2 separate regions of the Mus musculus genome follow, and region 2 is linked to region 1. Evidence: chromatin loops called from intact Hi-C (ENCODE). Cell type or tissue: heart. All regions are shown on one strand.

Region 1 (8,000 bases):
TTTCCTTTCTGGCAGACAGTGCTGGTATAATGAAACTTCTCCTTCTCCTTCTTCTTCTCCTTCTCCTCCTCCTCTTTCTCCCCCTTCTATTCTTCTTTTGTTCTTGTTTGTTGTTTTGTTTTTGAGTTAGGGTCTCACTCTGTAGATCAGGCTGGCCTCAAACAAACTCACAGAGATCTGCCTGCCTCTGCCTCCTAAGTACTGGATTAAAGGCCTACACCACAATGCCCAGTTTATGAAGCATATTCTCTACTTCCTTTTTCTTCTTCCTCCTCTTTACTCCCCCACCCCTCACCCCCTTTTCTTTTTTCAAATCTCTTTGTCCCCTTCTGTGTGGAAAGAGCAATCATCCCACCAGGCTACAAGATTTTGGAAGAGAGTGATTAAAATTTTATTTTTTAAAATGCTCTGAGGATGTTTATGATCCTGAAACAGTATAAATGGCAGCCCCTTTTCTTTTCAGGGAGTAGAAACACAGCGCCAGGTAGGACCCGGAAGGACTAGATTGTAGATGGCTCAGACTTGATATAGAGACACAAGCGATAGGGTAAATGGCTGTCAATAGGAGAGGCTAACAAAATGCTGCCCAATGCCATTGTCAGTTCTGAGAGAGGACGTGGAATCTGAAGAGACTGCAGAGCTGCATGCACTGATGTAGGCAGGCAGACTTTTGAAATCTGTTTTTGAGCCGGGCGTAGTTGCACATGCCTTTAATCCCAGCACTCGGGAGGCAGAGGCAGGCGGATTTCTGAGTTCGAGGCCAGCCTGATCTACAAAGTGAGTTCCAGGACAGCCAGGGCTATACAGAGAAACCCTGTCTCAAAAAAAAAAAAAAAAAAAAAAAAAAAAAAAAAAAAAAAAAAAGAAAGAAAGAAAAGAAAAGAAGAAGAAAAAACAAATAAAATCTGTTTTTACATTCATTTATTTGTTGGTGTGTATGTATGTGCATGTGTGCGTAAGTTAAATGATATTTGTACCTGATTCTCTTTAGGGTGTGGCTCAGCCCTTAGCATATACCTTTAGTCCCTCTGGCTGGAATACCCTTAGTATTGACTGTTAATCCAAAACAATCAAGGTAAAGTTAGTTTGTAGAAGGAAGCCCCCATGTTTGAAAGTGATGTCTAATCGAGTGGCAGACAAAGTGACGAAAAATTCGACAGAATAGGATGTGTCCATCCAATTCTCATGAGAAGAGAGAGGAAAGGGAAGCTACTTAAGGGAGAGATAGCCGGGACAGGAGGATGAGAGTGCAGCACAAGAATACAGGAGAGTTCGTGGAGAGCAGTGCAGTGGAGTTGAGAGGGAGAGACAAGCAGCCCGAAGGGAGATGGAGGCAGGTTTACTGGGAGAGCTTAACAGAGACAGGTTGAAGATAGAACAAGCTAGAAGAAGGTGAAGACAGAACAAGCCAGAGAAGGGGAACTTAGAACAGATTTCTAGAGTTAGCTTGAGGCCAAGCAGAGCAATTCAGAGGCTGAGAGCCAGATTGAATACGTCAGCTGGGAGAGGAGTTTAAGCCAGAATAGCTGAGTTGAATCAGCCAGTTAGAGCTCAGAAAGAATTAGGAAAGGGTGAGCTAACTCAGCAGTGAGTCTCAGAGGCTGAAAACGTTTTAGGCCTAGATAAGATTATGCAGAAGCTAGAAACTGGGCCTTGGTTAGCGGAGTGAAGCAGTAAGCCTCAGAGATGACAATTACATCAGGCAAATAAAGGTTACAGTTACGTGGGTGTGTGTGTGTGCGCGCGTGTGTGCAAGTGCACTCACACGTGCTCTTGTGGAGGTCAGAGGATCACTTTCAGGAGTCAATTCTCTTTCCACCATGCTGGGCTTGAGGACTGAACTCAGGCTGTCCGGCTTGGCAGCAGGTGATTTTATCCACTGAGTCATTTTACTGGCCCAGGTAGGGTGATTGCTGTTGTTTTTGTCTGTTTTTTGTTTTTTGTTTGTTTTTTACAACAAACTCATTTGCAGAATACTTGTAGGTTACAACTTCCTCAAGAACAATAAAAGCCAATACCTGCACAAGCCTGTGAGTGCCATAATGTATATGTGTATATAACTTATGCATGTAAGTGGTACAAAATATGGCAAATGCTTGGAAATACCCCAAAGCGTTCACGGTGGTCCCTCTGTGCTCAGAAGGGTCTGGGTAGGGAATTGGTAAGGGAATTTGAGCTGAACTGTAGTGGCTTCACTGTCAAGAAAAGTATAGTCAGTCCAGGACTGCTGGTACACATCTGCAATCCCAGCACTTGGGAGGCTGAGAGATAATCAGGAGTTCAAGGCCAGCCTGGGCAACATGAGTACCTGTCCAAAAAAAAAAGGTAGAAAGACGATACAGAAAGAATTTGATTTCTTGGCTGGGAGATAACTTAGTCACAAGTGCGCGCGCGCACACACATGCACACACGCATATACATGCAATTTCCCAACGCCTTGTTTTTCTGTTTGCCATTGTACATTGTTAAAGCGCCTTGCCACAGAAATGAGATTAGAATGTGTTTAAAGATGCAAAGGTCCTTCTGCAGTGAGCGGGCTGTTCACTTTCTTCAGGTGGGAAGGTTCTAGGTTGTTTGGAACATTGTTGGTGGCCTGGGCAGAGAAGAAAGAAGATGAAGTCACCGGATTAGATCCTGTCTCTCAGCCGAGCCTTCCTACCCACCCTAGGCAGGTGGGAGCTAGGAGCTTTGCAATGGAGTCTTTGCCCTAAGTCCTAGACGGAGGACAACAGATGGGGCCACACAGCCCTGACGCCCAGACCGAGGGGAACAGGTGGAGGCTGAGGGGTCAGAGTGTGAACACTGGCGATTCATGAGGGCTACAGGTGGGCGGAGTGCCCAGCACAGGGACAGGGACAGCTGGGCAGCATGTGGGCGACAGAGGGAACAGGGGAAAGGGGGGGGTGGAGGCCCAGAGAGCAGAGGACAAGGAGAGGGGTGCAAGAGGACAGCCCCCTCCCCACAGCTGTGGCAAGAGTGAGGTCAGAGGTCCCAGGCTGCTACGAAAGGTCTAGAGGGCTGCGGGGTGAGGGAACACATTGATCAGGCAGGGTGCCCATCTTTGTCCTCCTTCAGCCCCAGCTGTCCTTTGTGTAGCATTTGGGCCACCCCAGCAGCTGTGCCAGCCTTTGGCTGGGTCAGAGACTGGGCAGCCGAGGGAAACAGCTGCCACCCCTCCTGTTGTAGACTGGGTGGAAGAGCAAGGAGTTGGCTAGGTGGGGAAAATCTCAAACACGTGGCAGGGCGGTGCCCTACTCCTCGTGGACAACTCCTACCTGCCATTAGTTACATGTTAGGGTGGGAAGGGCCAAAAAGCTATGCAAACATCAGTGCTTAGGGGTGTGTGTCAAATGCTCAAGTGCGACCAACTTCACAATACCACCAAATCCTCCCAGCCACACACATAGAAAAGTCGATAGTTTGCATTTTATAGACGGCAAAACTGAGGCTTCCTGGTCACATTCCCAGTTAGGGACATTTGAGCCAAATTTACTAGGCCCTGGAGGCCTTTGAGGAGAATTGGGTGACCTAGGGTTCTGTGCCCAGACGCATGGTGTTCCCAGAAGTACTGGAGGTGGAAGGTCTGCGATGAACCACTCCTGAGGCAGGCTGGCCGGAAGCAGACGGTGCTGGGAACCCCGTCTTTGAAGATTTCCCCAGAGCAGGGAGGGCTCCCAACACATGCTCTTCGGGCATGTTCAGGAGATTTTGCCTGCAAACATAAGAAGCAGCGGGGCTGGTAACAAAGGATTTGGATTGGGCACCAGGAGACCAAAGTCGCCATCGGGGTGGCATATTTGTTGGACATTCCTAGGGCTGGTCCCCTGGGCCTTCCAGCTGAGTTCCAGCAGCTCCACCTCATTCGCCACGTTCCCCAGAGTTGTCACCTGATTGTGTCCGCCCTTCGGCTCAAAGCCCCGCCCAGGCTCCAGTGCGCCAGCAGGGGGACCCCGAGCTCCAGACAAGGGCACTGAACGTTGATCTGTAGCCTCTCTGCCCTCCCTCAGCCTCTGTAGGCTGCAAAAAGGGAGAATTATTGCCATGTCACCCGCGATGCCACGAGGGGCTAAAGAACCCACAAAGATAACGTGGTTCTGCTGTCTTGAATCTCATTCTGGACCGTCTGCTCCGGGAGCCGCGCCGGCCCTGTGTGATGAGGTTGTCCAACTTTGGGGTGATCGAAACAGCTCAGTGGTGGAGGGCTTGCCTTGCAAGTGACACCCTGGGTACTGGGGAGGGGAAAATGAAGACGTCTAGACATCGAAAGACCCCTCTGTCCCTAGCACGAGCGACCAGGTCGAGTGACTGGCTTTTAGGAATAGGAGTTAATTTCTGGTCTGTGGGTCCATAGAGGGGACCGATGGTCTGCCCAGCCACAGACCATCTTTCTCAGGTCATCTCTCTTTTCCGGCCTTAGGCAAGTGGCCCTGCTCAGGGTGTGAATTTCTTCCAGGTTCAGGACTGAGGTGAGGTGGATTTGAAGGGAGTGTCTGTAGAATGGCATTTAGAGTTGTGCTTAAGATCAGGAATGGGCGCCAGGCTAGGCAGAGGGAATGAGCCTGTGTGACCGGTTTGGACTCCACAGAGTGAGGAAGGAGGCTCAGTGTCTGCACGCCTGACTTCCATGCCCGCTGGAGAGGAACACAGCCTATGAAAATGTGTGTGGTAGGCCTTCTGACAGGCTCACAGCCCCAGGGCCCCAGCTGAGCAAACCCCACCCCAGTTGGTGCTCAGCTTAACAGGATGAAAACTTTGCTGGCTTCAGTGTCTTCAGCCCTCGTGCCTCAGACTGGTACACGTGGCACCACACTAAGGCACCACTGTGAGGTGACTATGCTCATCGCTACTATTGCTTTTCTGTCCCCTGAGCTCTGATGTGTGTGTGTGTGTGTGTGTGTGTGTGTGTATACTGAAGACTGGGTAATCAAAATGTGAACTGTCCATGAAATGAAGTCTTCTCCAGCCATTGAAACTAAGCATTGAGCTAATGAGATGGCCTGGTGGTTAAAGGAGTTTCACATGAAGCCTGATGACTTTGAGTTATAGCCTCAGAAACCATGGTGGAAGGAGAGAACTGACTCCCAGAAGTTATCCCTCTGACCTCCAAATAATTGAAGGAGGAGCATGAGGAATAAGAGGAGGAGGAGGAGGAGGAGGAAGGGGAAAAGGAGGAGGAAGAAGAGGAGGAAAAGGAGGAAGAAGAAGAGGAGGAGGAAGGGGAGGAGGAAGAGGAGGAAGAGTAGGATGAGGAAGAAGAGGAAGAAGGGGAGGTGGAAGAAGAGGAGGAGAAGGAGGAGGAGGGGGGAAAGGAGGAATAAGAAGAGGAGGAAAAGGAGGAAGAAGAGGAGGAGGAAAAGGAGGAAGAAGAGAAGGAAGAAGAGGAGAATGAGGAAGAGGAGGAAGAAGGGGAGGTGGAGGAAGAGGAAGAGGAGGGGGAAGAGAAGGAGGAAGAGGAGGAGGAGTAGGAAGAGGAGGAGGAGGAGGAGAGAACTGATACATGCTACAACTCAGATGGACCTTGAAACATTAAGGTATTCAAAGGAAGCTGTCACAAAGGACCACTGAGGAGCATCCACAACAGGCAATTCTATAGAAGGAACAGTTTATCACTGAACTGCCCAGCCCTTTAATCTTAACTATTCATAAGAGTTGAACCACAAGCTTGAGGCTAGCCTGGGTTATACAGTGAGAATCTGTCTCAATCCTGCCCCCTCCCCCAAAGATTTGTGTTGCCTGGGGCTGGGGAGGGGGAGTAGTAGTTGCTAACGGGCACAGGGTTTTTAGAGGGAGATGATGAAAATGTTCTAGACAGAAACGGTGCTGATGGTTGCACAATTCTGTAAATACAGTCTCAGAACTGAGGCCTGTACACTTTAAATGAGTGAACTTTCTACTATATAAACCATTTCCCAATAAAGCTGTTAACAGTTTTTAAACTGGATGTCCTGAATGTATTCTGGTAACTCTAGTTGGTGAACATTTGGCTTGTTTCTGCTCTGAAGCTATTTTGAGTAACACTGCTGTGAAAACCTTAGCCTGTCTCCCTCCTTCCACATTCTGAGGGCCCGCTCTCCATGATGTGCTGGAGGGCCTCTTCTTATCAAAGGGCAGCGATGGATGGGTGGGAAAGGAGGGGGCCATGGAGAGAATTGGGAAGCCAGCCTAGCTAGCATCTAACAGAAGTCACATAAATCCCTCCCTGCCTCGATTTCCCCTTCTGCCCAGTGAAGGGGAGAGGAGGCAGAGTCCTTTTCCTGACTTCTTGCAGGTGGTGTTGAGTCCAGGAAGCTGTGCTGTTCAGCATACAGTGGGCTATCCAGGGTGGCATTTGTCTGTCAGTGGTGGGGCCAGTCTGTTTTCTTTTGACTGGTGGAGGGTCAGTGAGTCTTCCAGAAGGACCCCTCTGGGTACACAGAGAGTCAGGGAAGCCAAGAAATCCATGACTGGCACCTGGTGAACAGGACTGTGGTGCAGGCTGGGCTTTGGCCACCAGAGGAGGAGGAGGAGCAAGAACGGGGGCAAGACCAAGTTTTTATTGACATGAAATGTTGTTGACAAATTATTGGCTACGTATCAATAGAGGTGCGCTTCAGACAAAAGCCTGGGAGCATCCCGGAAACACTCAACAAAGGACCGGGGGCCTAGGGAATGGGGGAAAGTCAGGGATTTCCAGGTCTGTGAGCAGGTAGAGCGTCAGGCACAGTGCTGAGTCCGGTGAGCTGTCAGTATCTGCTTAGGTCCCCATGGGCTTGCAGAGGTAGTGTGGAGAGCCTGCCCTGGGCTCAGCATCTCTCCCTCTGATTCATCTCTTCTTGCCGCTGCCTTCTTCACTGAAGCTGTGAGCATGCTCAGATCTTCCCCCAGCTAAAACCAACCTCTTTGTGACCTCCTTCTCCTGCAGCTAACCATCCATCTTTTGTTCTTTCGCCTGCCAAGCTCCTTCAGAGACGAGTTTGCACCCACGGCTTCCACCCTTAGCTACCTGCGGCAGCTTTAACCTGGGAGAGACCCTCAGCCACCCACCCCCTCCTACCAGGATTCTTCCAGGCCTCCGTTCCCTTCCTGTCACACAAGATGATGGCTTCCCTTCCTGAGGCCACTCAGAACAACTCTTCCTGAAGTGTCTCTTCCCTTCTGGCTGCTTTCCCTTCTGATTTCCTCCTGTGGGTGGGCGGGATATACGGGCCAGCCTCCTTGCTCCCTTCCTCAAGTAATCTTGCTTCCCCCAGGGGAAATCTTGTTCAGAGAGGTCTCCACTCTTACCGAGACAGAGATGAACATGTCCACATTCATGCTCTGGGTTTTTCTAGAGGCCCACAAAAACCCTGTCAGGGCCACACCACACTTGTTCTACCTTCGGTCTCCACTGCCAGTGTCTCCTTCGTCAGTCATCTTTCTCTCTTCCTTTTTCCTTGGTTGCTGCACATGGCCAGCCGCTGAGCCCAGCACACCTCCCATGCAACATCTGCTCTTCTCTGTTCCCTCTGCTTCCTTTTCGGTTCAGCTTCTCGCCATCTTTGAGCAAAAGCATTTACTGCTGCTGACAGACCTGCAGCCTTCACTTCCTCTCCTTTGGGGTTGTCTTTCGAAGTTCCGTTGTCTTGGGTTAGGTTGAAGCTCGGTAACCCAGTGTTCGCCTAGCATTTCCAGGCCCCCGTTCAGTACCCAGCACCACAAAAGATAAAGTAGCATCTCCCAGATCCTTCAGTCCCTGGTCAAAACCCTCAAGAGTTTTCAAGTACTAACAAAGAAGGCCATGACGGGTAGTTCTACACCCTGAGATGCATTCTCAGATAACGAGAGAGATGGAGCTCCTAGTTTTGTCTCCTGGATAAGAGGATTAGGCTCAGGAAACATGTGCAAATGTTGCCTTCCCCATGCTAAAGATGGAGCTGATACCTCTGGTACTATCAGTGACCCGCCCTGGAGGCTTGCTTACTGTCACTGTTCTGTCCAGATGCAAGGTTGGGGCCCTATAGAGCCCCTCATCTTGCCCAAGA
Region 2 (8,000 bases), 78 kb before region 1:
GCTTTAGAATGAAGTAAAGATGTATATAAATTTACCTAACGGAGAGGTAACTGCAGTAATAATTCCTGAGCAGCGTGCAGGCCAGACACCAGTAGACTCAGCGGCCAAAGCAGATATGGCCCTGGTCTTCAGAGGCACAGTTGGGCTGTGAGTTCAGTCTTTGGAGGACCCATCTGTCACACTGGAAGTCTGTAAGCATCAGGCTCTGGGTCAAGTGCTCATGTGACAGTGGTTGCTTTTTCTTGTGTCCGGCCAGCAGACCACAACCTGGGTTCTAGCCTGGAAAGGCATTTTGGAAACCTGGAAGAGAAGAGGGGCTAGGTGGCGAGAGAAAAGAATGTAGCCAAGACAGTTACTCTAATCAAGGCTCAAATTTTATTGTTGCGACACTAGTTATGAAGGAAGGGGGAGGGGACCCGATTCCCGCCGAATAATCTCTGGTCCAGTAGAAAGGTGCACGTGTGTGGCTCCACAGGTTCCAGCAGTGGGCGTGGCAGAACGAATGAGCAGGAAGCTCCACCCCTGAGCAAGCAGGTTTCAGGCTGGGGGAGGGGAGACTACAGCTTTTACCTGAGGGTTTAGGGAGAGCTCTGGTGATCACAAGTCACACCTCTACACAGTCTCCCATCACAACGACAGAATTCATCTCTGGTTAATCCTAGGTGCGTGCACTTCCTCCTCTCTCAGAGTCTATTGGTCAGGTCACAGAGCCTCTCCCTAACTGCACCTCAGTTTCCTTACTTCTATGATGGTGGAGTTGCCGGGGTAGCCACTATTGTCCTGGCAGACCTGGAATGAGGCCCGAGACTTAAGTTCCAGTAGAGGATGTTGTGGGGGGATGCTGAGCAAAATCTGTCTCGAAGGGATGGGCTCAAGTGATTGGTGTGTTCAAGTGAGTCATAGCAGGAGGATGTAAAGAAAGGGTTTCCTGACTGTAAGGGATGTAATGTTCTGGGTACAGATACAACAGGGTCCCCATGACTGGATAATGGCCAGGAATGGCTAGCTGGTTTAGTAGTGGTTTAGGTAATAGCCACCAGGAGGCTAGCATTCTGGCATGCTTACCGCACTTGGACATTTACTGTGGATTATTCCCTTTAGTTCTTGTGGGTCCAGTGGGCATACACTTTAAGGTTAGCCCTGGGCAAGAAGGAGAGGGGAAAAGGGAGTAACAGTTCTGCTCCAAGATGATGGGAGAGAGCTGGGTTTCTGATCCCGAGACCCCCGATCCCCAAGACCACCTTGACACCAGAGTTTGTGGCATATGGGGCCTGAGCATAGGGAACAAAGATCTCCAAGGTGGCTGACTGTCCCTGCACCTAGGCTGAGGAACGTCATGGCAACATTGAGGAACATCTGCGGCAGCTGGAAGGGCAGCTGGAAGAGAAGAACCAGGAGCTGGCAAGGGTGAGGGCACCAGTTAGCCATCTTGGCCTCTTCTCCACCCCCTCAGGGCAGGCTTACAGGGTGGTCCGTGGAGGGGGGAGGTGTACAGAGGAAAGGCTAGGCCAGGGACAAAGCTCGCATGGGGTCAGGAGGAGGCTCGCAGACAGGGAGGAGTGGATTGAAAGAGCTGGAGAGAATTGTCCTAGAGGACAGATGAGTGGACAAGTGAGTTGGCACAGAACCCCGGTAGAAATGGATGGTTTTGGAAGAGGGTGGTGACAAGCCTTGTGGAGACTAAGTACAAGATGGTGGGATGTGCAGGTGCGCCAGCGGGAGAAGATGAATGAAGACCACAACAAGCGGCTGTCAGACACCGTGGACCGGTTGCTTAGTGAGTCCAACGAACGCCTGCAGCTCCACCTCAAGGAGCGAATGGCTGCCCTGGAGGAGAAGGTGAGGAAGCTGGGGTGAGCACAGTGGGCAGGGTGGGCATGGGTGGAGCCCAGTGGACTGGAGGAGTGGGATTGTGAGGAGTTAGTGTGTGGTGGTGGGGGGAAGGGCATATAAAAATAAGCATATTGGTAAAGCCACCTGAGCCACAACGAGGGAAGGGAGGAGCATCCCTGGCCAGGGAGGACCATGCTGGCCTGGAGAGGTAGGGCTGGAAGAAGAAGACACCTGAGATCGGGGTCACTCCAAGATCAGAGTCAGGACCCCTGGCTCACAGCTGCTCTCCCTCAGAAAATGCTGATCCAGGAGTTGGAGAACTCCTGGGTCATAGAGAGTTCATAGAAGAGCTACAGGTACCCAGCTGCTGGCTAGCCCTGCTCATGTGGGAGGCCTCAGGCACAGTGCCTGGTGTTCACGAAGCTGCTCTGCTAGCCTCTCTTAGGTCACGCGCACACTATGCCATCGCCCGCCTGACACAATAGCTATAGACTGTATATATGCTGTATCCATACAGAGGCCAGAGGAGCAGAGGCCACGGACATAGGCCATAGGGTTAGCTCAGACTCTGGGCCCACTGAAGGATCTGGTGGGAGCTTCTAACTTGTGTGAGGAAAGAGTCCTACCTGCTGGAGATAGCAGCCGTGTCTTTAGCGGTGTGTGCCGCAAAGACCTGGTCCTCTCTGCTGCCTGGCTTCATTTGCCTTGCATTTGTCTGGTGGTGAGGCACCAACTGGCCTGCAGAACTCTTCTCTAGGCAGGGTCGCACAGTTTCTGGCCCAGCCCCTCTGTCAATCTTGTGCTCCTTTTCCCGTCACACCTCTTCCTTGGTGTCATCCACGGCCCTAGCTTGGGGCCCTTGGCTTCGGACCTTGCAGTATGTCCTTCTCCTTTGCCCCACCTCTGTTCTCCTCTTTGCCCCTCTCTGACTTCCACTCTCCCCTCTCTGCCCCTCCCTGGCCCCATCCCACCCTGGGTCTGCCTGGCACAGGGCCGTCTGTCTGAAGAGATTGAGAAGCTGCGCCAAGAGGTGGACCAGCTGAAGGGTCGAGGGGGGCCGTTTGTGGATGGCATCCACTCCAGGTACTAGAGTGTGGGACTCAGTGCATGCTGGGTTATGGTCCTGAGTGGATCTTAAGAAAGGAGACTCCCCCACCAAAACACTGCCCGGGACCTCAGGGTCTTCCGTCCTGTCAGGAGGGGACACTGGGGCTCAGGGAGCTTGGCCAGTCCTTCAGCTCATCTGGGCACTTAGGAAGGGAGCATACCTCCTCTAGGGGGTGCTGAGAGGCTAGGAATCAATAGTGGTCCTTCTCTGCTGTGGGAGGAGGCCATGCTTCCTAGATCCTTGCCAGAGGGCACGCCCTTGAAGGGTCCACTGAGTTACACGCTCTCCGTTATCCTGCAAGACCCTCTGTAGAGTTCACCACTCACTGAAGTTCTTGTGAGAGTCAAGGACCACCCAAGTTCAAGTAGGAGCCAGCGGACAGAGAGACACCGGGGAAAGTGAAACAAGGCAGCAACCCTCCTCCTGTTGGAAGTGGAGAAGCCACGTTTCTCCGTGGCCTCCATATCCCTTTACCTGAAAGCATTGTAAGACATGGCCAGTGGCGCTTGTAGCCATACTTTGTGAAGCAGTTGGCGTTGAACTCAGTTCTCAGAGCATCGAGGTAGGGTGAAGAGGAAGATGACTGATGCTACTGCCTAGGGTTCTTGACTCCTTGTTGTCTCTGAGATGTGCTGATCCCTTCAGTTGGTGTTCTTGCTGCACCAGGACATGGACATTAGCGGTTAGGAAGGTGGTTACGGGAAACACACATGTATGTGTGCATAGGAGGTGCTTGTATGAGGGCAAAGGATGCTGGGCTGGAGGTGAGAGGCCTCTGGAGCTCTGAGGTGGTAGGCATGCAAGTCTCATCTTCAAGCTCACTAGAAATTATGCTCTTGTATAGGGAGGGGGTGAAGAGGAGGTGGCAGGGACCTTTCTGACCTCTCCTTCCCCATTGGTTGACCAGAAGGAACAAGCTCTCAGTGAATGAGAACTAACCCAGAGCACACCAAAGCCCTTTGCTGCTGCTTGCTTTCCTTGCTGACCGGGAACTCTTGGCCTCACATGTTGAGTCACAGAACTGAGGTGGGGAAGCTAGGCTGGAGCGCCCTCTTCCCGGGTACATGGTTTAGATTGTAGGCTCCTTTGCCTCTCTGTATTAGGCTCCATCAAGGCTTCTGAACTGAGTAGCCATTGTGGAAGAATCCCAGAGAAGGCTTCTCAATACCAGACATTGTTCCAGGTGCCCTAAAGTCTTGCACTTGAGACAGACATGTTGGGCAGCCAAAGTGGACTCTCTATCTTGTATCTGTGATTTAGCTTTGGGGTCTTTAAAGCTTCCTAGTGATGTGGAGGACACACCTGGGTGAATCTGAGCCAGGTGTTCAGTTCAGGTTATCAGGAAACCTGCAGAGAGTGTCTAGAGAGAAAACCAAGATGCAAAGACCTCCAGACTTGAATGGCCCTTAGAGCTCCTGTCTTTAGATTCATCTTTGTCCCCTGGGCCAGGAGCCCTCCTGCATGGCTGTGATCGCAAAAGCCCAAGGCCTTCCACTTGAATGCCTCTCTGACAGGGGGCTCAACTTTTTAAAAAGCATCCTAACACTTCTTGTCAGGAGACGATCCTGCTCATGCAGAATGGTCCACCGCTCCCTACAGCATCCTCCCTTGGGTCCATTTGACCCACCCCCCCAGTACCGGGGCTTAAGTGGAGCCTCGTGCCTCCCTGGCAGCTCTTCTGATGTTTGAAACAGCTGTATCCCAGACTGCTTCTCTCCAAACTGGCCATTCCCCAGTCGTTGGGCCCTGTGAGTGTAGGCTGGGGCTATCAGTCTTCAGGGCCTGTCTTTCTCTCCTGTCACTCAAGGTCACACGTGGGCAGCGCAGCAGATGTGAGGTTCTCACTGAGTACAGCCACACACGCGCCCCCAGGTCTGCATCGACGCTATTCGGCGCTGAGGGATGAATCTGCCAAGGTAAGGGGTGGAGGGATATGTGTGGGGGTCTCCCTGGGGAATGTGGGGTCAGTTCAGCCGTGTGTCTGGCTCCAGTTACAGACGACTGGCGTGTGGTGCAAAGCCTCGCCCAGCCTTCTCCCCTGTCAATGACAGCTGCAGCCTTGGGGTTGGGACTCTTGTCAGCTGCAACAGCTGTGACACACCCCCCCCCCCTTTACCTCAGCCTCCCAGTGGGCAAGAGGTAGGGAGTGGAAGGTGGCCAGTGGTCCCTGAGGCCCCACTACAGCATGTGAGCGTGTGCCTGGCTGTGCACCATTCATTTCTGGTGCCAGAGAGGGGGCTGGAAGGGTAAAGTGGAATTAATGAGCTTCCTGGAACAAAAGCATGGCTTATAGTGTCGAGGAGGGAGAGATGGCAGATTAACTGGCCCCCCAGGCAATGGCACCTGAGAAGCAGCTGGGAGTTTACACTGTTGTCCAGGAACTTGGGGTGGGGGACAGGGAAAGAGAAGGGGCAGAAGAGGGCCAGCTGTCCACCAATCGCCAGTCCTCATCTGTTCTGGGGCCCTAGAGTATGGGCACAGAGAAAGAGGGAACACCTAGTCGGATGGGGAGAGAGTCATCTTCACCTTTGAGAAATTCCTAATCCGAGCTTGGTGTGTAGGTGTGTTAGCGTACTTGGTGTGTAGGTGTGTTAGCGTACTTGGTGTGTAGGTGTGTTAGCGTACTTGGTGTGTAGGTGTGTTAGCGCACTTGGTGTGTAGGTGTGTTAGCGTACTTGGAAGGCTGAGGCAGGTGGCTTGTGAGCCAGTTGAGGCAACATGACTAGAACCCATTGAAAGAAGTGGGGAGGAGGAAGGAGTGAAAGAAGAAAGGAAGGAAAGAAAAAAGGAAGGAAGGATGAACAAAAGAAAGAAAGGAAGAAGCAAATAAACAAGCATACATGCAGGGAGGTAGCAATGCATGAGGGCAGCCAGGTAGAGAGACAGGCAGGCAGGCAGGCATTGGGAGACAGGCAGGCAAGCAGGGAAGCAGGAAAGCAGAGAGACAGGCAGGCAGACAAGAGGCATGCATGCATGCATGCATGCAGCTAGGCAGAGAGGCATGCATGCATGCAGGAAGCTAGGTGGAGAGGCATGCATGCATGCAGGAAGCTAGGCAGAGAGGCATGTATGCATGCACGCAGGAAGCTAGGCAGAGAGACATGCATGCATGCAGGAAGCTAGGCAGAGAGGCATACATGCATGCAGGAAGCTAGGTGGAGAGGCATGCATGCATGCAGGAAGCTAGGTGGAGAGGCAGGCAGGCAGGCAGAGAGGCAAGCGGGCTGGAATGCAGGTGAATCTGCTCACAGTCTGAAGGCCTCTTCTTTCCTTCCTCTCCTGACTCTTTACTCCACTGTTTATAAGAACACAGCAGCTGCTTAGATGCTCCATGCAAAAGAGGCAGAGGCTGAAATGCAGCACTGGGGTGGGGTGGGGTTGGGGATGAGGAGTGGGGTGTAGGGATGGGGACACAGGACACTGGAGCCTTGGGTCAAAGAGGCTGTGCCAGAGCCTTTCTCTGGCCACATCTTCATCAGGCTTCCAGAGGAGGTGCAGGGTTCTAGCCCCTAGCTTTCCAGGGTTCTTACTGCCGCCCCTTTCCTTTGCTAAGGACTGGAAGCCATCGCCACTGCCAGGGGTGTTGGGCGCCACCACGCCTGCCTTTGACAGTGACCCTGAGATCTCTGATGTGGATGAGGATGAGCCTGGGGGCTTGGTGGGCACTCAGGTCGATGTCATCTCACCCGGTGGCCATTCAGATGCCCAGACCCTGGCCATGATGCTACAGGAGCAGCTGGATGCCATCAACCAGGAGATCAGGTGGGGTGGGAGTGAAGCTGCCTGGGAGGATGGGCCCTTTGGGTGGGGCACTGCAGGAGAAGTATTGACTCCTGTCCCGTCTTACAGCTTAGGACAGCCATCCAGGGACACTCGGTAGGTACCAGGCAAGGATTCGGGCCTCGTATTGACCCTAGAGGGGCAGGGCTACAGATGACTCTAGGTGTCATCTGTCCCCTCTGGGCTGGGAGGTGGCTGGGCTTGGGCAGATGGAGCTGTCTATGTTCCTGGTATTCAGTATGCCCGTGAAGAAGCCAGCTCAGGGTGGGAGCTTTGTCAATGTGATGGTTAGTCAAGAGGGGTTTAGTGATTTGCTTACAGTTGCTAAGTGGCTGAGCCCAGACAGGGTAAAGTTAAGTACAGGTAGAAGCTCTCCAGTGCCATGCCTCTCAAGCTATAAGGCCACATCAAATGGAACCGGAGACAGGGAAAGTTGTCAAAACCTTTACTACATCCTGTGTCTCTAGCGAGCTTATTTATGGTACTGTCCATGCAGCAAGGTGAAATTGACAAGCTGTTGACGTCAGACTTTCAAATTTGAGAAATCAGCATCAAGACACACATGCAAATACAAGACTCCAGTGTGGACCTCTGTAGAGTATTCCAGTAGCCATAGCTACCATTTACTGTCCCAGCAGATTTTCAAGAGAAAAGACATTTGAATGGCTTCAGAGTGGGGAAGGTGTTGTTTCAGAATAAGGACACGTCCCTCTCTGAAGCCCAGTTGGCATCTTTCCATCAGTGGGTGTGAATGCATATGCACAGCTTTCCCTGAGTGCCCCTTGGGCACAACACACCATCTCCCGTGTTTCTCATTTGCAGTGAAACAGAGGTACCTAATTAGAGGCTGGCATGAATTTACAAATGCCCTGTTTGGGCATAAACATGATCCCAATGGTGGCGTGTACTGGGAGCGAAGGCCGCTCAAGGTCACTCCTGTAGCTAGTGCAGCTCAGAGATTCCCGCTGAGATGGGTCATAGTTCATGGACCAAATGCCTCCTTCCAGAAATGGGCTTTTGTTAAACTGGGAAGGTGACTGGCCAAAGAGCCCTGGGAGCCCTGGTGGTGCCTACGGGTGTTGCCCACCTTTGGTGCTAGGGTGCTGAGTGCAAGGCAGTACCTAGCAACACCCTGGTTTTCTGAGCAGGATGATCCAGGAGGAGAAGGAGTCCACTGAGCTTCGAGCTGAGGAGATTGAGACCCGTGTGACCAGCGGCAGCATGGAGGCCCTCAACCTGACCCAGCTGCGCAAGCGTGGCTCTATCCCCACCTCTCTGA

The links. Peaks named below come from ENCODE experiments on the same cell type or tissue, not always from the same donor. Only the 100,000 strongest peaks of a DNase experiment are listed, where the experiment ranks them.
Region 2: it touches region 1 in a loop (5-fold over the local background); 16 of 42 quality-filtered maps call a loop at or near these places.

The regions. Positions count from the first base shown.
Region 1 is chr1:134,240,326-134,248,325 of GRCm38, reverse strand. No RefSeq gene overlaps it. Among named protein-coding and RNA genes, the nearest start is that of Adora1, 8.9 kb to the right of the region's middle. In heart, a CTCF peak has its summit at 3,935 (motif pointing right); DNase peaks (open chromatin) are centred at 2,815 and 3,925; H3K4me3 peaks cover 252 bases; H3K27ac peaks cover 2,584 bases; H3K27me3 peaks cover 1,441 bases.
Region 2 is chr1:134,317,918-134,325,917 of GRCm38, reverse strand. It overlaps Ppfia4 (protein tyrosine phosphatase, receptor type, f polypeptide (PTPRF), interacting protein (liprin), alpha 4), which reads left to right. Exons shown (of 29, transcript NM_001374777.1): 10 at 1,324-1,407; 11 at 1,708-1,839; 12 at 2,825-2,916; 13 at 4,749-4,857; 14 at 6,495-6,703; 15 at 7,870-8,000. Among named protein-coding and RNA genes, the nearest start is that of Gm32267, 22 kb to the right of the region's middle. In heart, a CTCF peak has its summit at 3,110 (motif pointing right); a DNase peak (open chromatin) is centred at 3,087; H3K27ac peaks cover 315 bases.